2 separate regions of the Homo sapiens genome follow, and region 2 is linked to region 1. A link is an interaction called in ENCODE POLR2A ChIA-PET data of the cell type or tissue named here. Cell type or tissue: GM12878. All regions are shown on one strand.

Region 1 (2,500 bases):
TCTCCCTTGCTGTCCTTTAACTCCCGTCTCCGACCGCCAGCCGTCACTCCTGGGTGACACACTGTCGAGATGGAGAGCTGCTGTTTGAAGGCCCGTGGTCCTTGGAAAGGACGATGTGCAGGTCCCGGGAGGCCTCCCCCTCATGCTGCAGTCACTCGGCAGACAATTGCCAGGCCCACGCTGGTGCTGGGGTACAAACGGGAAGGCGGGGGCTCTGCCGGCCACAGGACTCTCAGCTCCCTCATCACCACCCACACCCACGGGCTGGCCTCCCAAAATTTCCCCCATCTGCCTCTGGCCCCCCAACCGGATCATTCTTTCCACCCTTGCCTCCCTGGGGTCCCCGTGAGCTCCCGATCATTCTTTCCACCCCTACTGCCCTGGGGTCGGGGTGAGCTCCCAATCATTCTTTCCACCCTGACCGCCCTGGGGTCGGCGTGAGCTCCCGATCGTTCTTTCTACCCCTACTGCTCTGGGGTCCGTGTGAGCTCCGGATCATTCTTTCCACCCTGACTCCCCTGGGGTCGGAGTGAGCTCCCGATCATTCTTTCCACTCTGACCGCCCTGGGGTTGAGGTGAACCAGTCTTTGCATTGAAGCTGCAAGCCTGAGGCACGGTGGCCCTGGCGTCTCCCGAGCCATGAGGTAGGAACCCCAGAGGGTTTCAGTCCGGGATGCTGCCGCCCCCACTTCTCTTGAGGCTGTCGGGCAGGGGCCAGGTGGGAGGGTGTGGCTGCCGGGCAGCGGGGTGAACTGTGTCCTGCCAGGGGTTTTGTGGGTGGAGAAGGGACAGCAGGGCTCCAGTGAGAAGCTCTGGGAGTAGGAATTGGGTCTCTCTGGAGGGACACACTTGAAAGTGGTTGAGCCGTGGGGCTGCGTGCTGAGATCTCAGCTCTGAGCGGGAGGCTCTGCCTGGGGGTGGTTCTTCAGGAAAAGCAAAGCAGGACCTCCCTCTCCACGTGGGGCCTCCCTCTCCGCCCAGGGCCCAGCGTGCTCAGCTCTCCTGCTGTTTTTGTCTTTGATGGGAGGCACTGCCTCTAACGCTGGTTTCCTTGTGCAGTGGCCGGGCCACCCTTCCCGCCACCCTCCTCCCTTCACACATGAGGTTGGTGACGGCGCCCTGGAAGCCCACGATGTCCGGGGGTTGGGCTGGATTTAGCTTTAACCTCTCTGGGGCAGGAGATCCTGCTCTGAGGATGCTGGGGGGTTTCCTGGTGGGGTTAGAGGCGGGACGTGAGAAACGTGGCAGGTGGTGGCCAGGCTGTGGGGGAGCCAGGGTATTTCTTGATGGGGTTAGATGGGGGATGTAAGAATTGCAGCGGGTGGTGGCCAGGCTGCAGCTGCTCGCTGAGGGCCCCCTTGTAGCTTTCCAGGCAGAGGGGAAGCCCACCCCTTCCCTCACACGCTGTGTGCAGGCTGTGGGCCCATCAGTCCTGTCAAAGCCACCCTGGTTCTGTCCCCATAGGAGGGCTCCCCGAGGACTTTCTGAACTCCCTGGAGAAGATGGAGGACGGCAAGTTGAAGGTCACCCTCAAGTACCCCCATTACTTCCCCCTCCTGAAGAAATGCCACGTGCCTGAGACCAGGAGGAAAGTGGAGGAGGCCTTCAACTGCCGGTGCAAGGAGGTGAGAAGGCACGGCCAGGGGGCCCCAGAACAGTGGGTCTGGAGCTTGTGGGGCCCGTCTGCTCCATGTGTGTGAGGCACCTCCAGGCTTTGCACTTGGATGGCCTCCCAATCTCCCTGGCCAGGCCCAGTGGCCAGCAGAGGCCTCCCTGTGGGGCTCTGCCGTGCCCTGGAGGTGTCTGTGCTGGGCTCCACCCAGACCCTGGGGCCACAGCTCAGGGCCCAGTTCATCCTTCCCAAGCTGAGCCTCCTGCTGCTGCTCTGAGCATCTGGCCGCGCACACGTCTCGTCCCTCCCTTATCTGGAGCCGCCCCTCAGGTGTGTCAGCCCAGATCATTCCTTTTGTCTTAAATGATGGTGCCCGGACCTGAGCCTGGGTCCACAGGTGGGTTGTGACTGGGCTATCTCGCTGTGACTGGCGTCAGACGGCCGTTCCCACAGGGACACATGTAACTGTCCACGGCGCCATGGTGTGGTCGGTCAGGTGGTCTCTGCACGTCTCCCATTCGCCATCTGGAACAGGCAGAGGCTCTAGGAGTGGGCCTCTTGGTCCCCTGACGACACCAAGTTGGTGCTTGTGCGGCTGGCAAAAGGGGGATACACGCTGATCACTGCAAAGGGATGGGCGGGCACTGATCACTGCAAGGGGACGGGCGGGTGCCCATCACTGCGGGGGGACGGGCGGGTGCCCATCACTGCGGGGGGACGGGCGGGTGCCCATCACTGCGGGGGGACGGGCGGGTGCCCATCACTGCGGGGGGACGGGCGGGTGCCCATCACTGCGGGGGGATGGGCGGGTGCCCATCACTGCGGGGGGTGGGGGACGGGTGGGTACCAATGGGGGTACAGGTGGGCACCGATCACTGCAAGGCAGGG
Region 2 (2,500 bases), 620 kb before region 1:
AAAAAAAAGGGAAGTGAAAAGACAGGAAGGGCCAGGGCTGCTCCTCTGGAGCTGCGGGGAAGGCGGGAGGCAGCAGGCCGGCTCTGTGGGTTCCTCCGGCCCGCATGGTGCCTGCTGGCCCTCTGCACCACCTGGGCTCCTTCCACCCCCGTGTCCTTCGTCCTCCGGAGGATCCAGGTCCTGTGTGGCCGTGCTCCCGGGGCTGTCGGCAGGCTCTTGTTCTTGGTGTTTGCTCCTCTTAAGTTCTCTTGCTTTATCCTATGCAGCTGCTGGTTAAGGAAAACATGAACTTGGCCTGTGGAGCACTGGTTTTCCTATGAGGAAGGGGAAGTGTGAACCTCGGCACATGCAGTGCCCAGGTGAATTCAGGGTGGCCAGGGCAGGGCAGGAAGAGCATGGGGCTGGGGCTGGGGTGGGAGCAGGGGTGTGATTGTTTAGCCACGTCTCGGAGCATCTGCCAGGCTCTTGGGGTTGCCATTGGGAGGAAACTGCTTGCGTGCACGTGGAGGTGGCGGAGGACGGAGGCGGAGGAAAGAGTCCCCAGCCGCCGCCCCCCCCCCCCCCACCCGCACAGGTGCAGGCCCCCTCGGCGCTGGGGATGTGGAAGTCGGATTGTTCTCTGGGAGGGGCCGTCCTGGGCACTGCAGGGTGCCGAGCAGGGTCCCTGCCTCCATCTCTTGCTTGCCTCGCCACATTCCTGGGGTCCCCGGTGAGAGCCACTGTGTGTGACAGTGTTCACTGGACAGGTACGCCTCCTCCTCCTGTCTCTTGCTCTGCTCTGGACACCTTCTGAGGTGGAGGGACAGACGCTGTTGTCCACATTTTGCCAGTGGGTCCAACAGACTTGGAAGATGAGCAAGTTATCCCAGGTGGAGACTGGACAGACTAGGCCAGGCAGACCCCGTAGCAGGCTTGCCCCCACCCCGGAAGCCCCTCTGAGCCCAGGCCTGGCTGGGCCGCGTGGCCGGTGTTTCTTGTGGCTCACGTGCCCCACAGACAGTGGGCACTCCCTGGAGCACAGGTGCCCCCTGCCCTCTGGTGGGCTCTGCCCCGATGCTGTTGGGTTGTGGGCACTTAGGTAATGAGGGTTTGCCTTGCGGCCAGGGCAAGGAGGGCAGAGTTGCTGCGGGGGGACTGAGTCTCACTGTGGACCCTGCTGTGCCGTGTCTGACATGACACACTGCTGACGTGACACACTGCTGACGTGACACACTGCTGACATGACACACTGCTGACGTGTGAATGAGTTGGAGCTTTGGAAGGACACGCTCACAGAGCAGTGTGGGTGGGGGTGAGGCATCTTCCTTTCTGCAGTGCTCACTCCTCCTGCACCTGCCCGGGCAGAGGCCTGGTGGTCCCTGGGAGACCCCAGCCGTTCACCTGCCTCTGGCGATGGTGGCTGTCCCCAGCCAGGGCAAGGAAGACCCTCTAAGGCCGGCCCCAGGGTTTCCCACTTGGGGGGCTGGCCTCAGTCCCCCTCGAGCCCTCTTTCTCTCCTCACGCCTCCAGCACACGTGGACCTCGGCTTTGCGCGGGAGCCTGGGCAGGTCCAGACTGCCTCAGGGCTCAGTGCTTCCCTGCACCGGACTCTCGGCCGGCCACCTCGCTTGTGTGTCAAACCTGAAATCTCCTGCATCAGGGCGGAAAGCGAGGCTTCTGCCAGAAGGGTCTTGGCCAGCTGGCTGGTGGCTGTCCAGGCAGGGACCACACCTTGGAGCCTGCCTTATCCACATGCTGTCCCCTCCCATGCATGCGGCTGGCTCCTGCCCGCATGACCAGGGCCTTCCCTTGCCTTTTTCAGCTTCGAGAGCATGCAGAGGCTCTGCGACAAGTACAACCGTGCCATCGACAGCATCCACCAGCTGGTAGGTGGCTTGCCCCTGCCCAGAGGGGGTTAGTAGTGCCAGGCTCCCGGACCCCTCCAGACCCCTTATGTCACCGCCTCGGGGCACAGAGCTCCCCTTAGAGCCCCTGGGGATTGGAATGTGCAGCGTGGGGGGACGATGGGCTGTGGGTGAGTGGTGTGGGGGCTGCCGAGGCTGGGCTGTGTGCTGTGGCCGTGTGCCAAAGCAGAGCCGTCCGTGGTTTGTGTGCTGAGGCAGGGCCCTGAGGGTTGTGGTGTCTGCACACGCCTCTGCAGCCCTGGGTTGGTGTCCGCAGGTCCCAGCAGAGGCGGGGTCCCTGTCCTCCCCGGGCTGTGTGAATGCCGGCCTTCCCCCTTGGACCTCCCCCACACCGCCTGCCTTCATCAGGCTGGATGCCGGCCTGGGCTGCACCCTTGGGCACCCCGGTCCTGCTGTGTCTCGTGAGGCTTTCCTCACAGAGGACGGGGCACACAGTGAGCTGGGGTGTAGCAGGGAGGGGAACGTGCTGCTTCCCATGTTCTAGAAAGCACCGGGGGCCCCTGGTGCATGGGGGTAGGGGAGCTCTTTCTTGAAGGTCTTGCTGTGGAGGGAGCCCTGGTGGGGGTGGCATGGGCTCACTTGGCCCTCCTGAGTGG

What was found. Peaks named below come from ENCODE experiments on the same cell type or tissue, not always from the same donor. Only the 100,000 strongest peaks of a DNase experiment are listed, where the experiment ranks them.
Region 2: POLR2A ChIA-PET joins it to region 1 with 5 read pairs; 2 of 35 experiments call an interaction of 5 or more read pairs at or near these places.

The regions. Positions count from the first base shown.
Region 1 is chr19:2,803,552-2,806,051 of GRCh38, forward strand. THOP1 (thimet oligopeptidase 1) reads left to right here. Exons shown (of 13, transcript NM_003249.5): 6 at 1,465-1,625. Among named protein-coding and RNA genes, the nearest start is that of ZNF554, 15 kb to the right of the region's middle. In GM12878, no CTCF peak of the experiment used is centred here; no DNase peak of the experiment used is centred here.
Region 2 is chr19:2,187,931-2,190,430 of GRCh38, forward strand. It overlaps DOT1L (DOT1 like histone lysine methyltransferase), which reads left to right. Exons shown (of 28, transcript NM_032482.3): 4 at 1,802-1,865. Among named protein-coding and RNA genes, the nearest start is that of DOT1L, 25 kb to the left of the region's middle. In GM12878, no CTCF peak of the experiment used is centred here; no DNase peak of the experiment used is centred here; H3K4me3 peaks cover 294 bases; H3K27ac peaks cover 439 bases.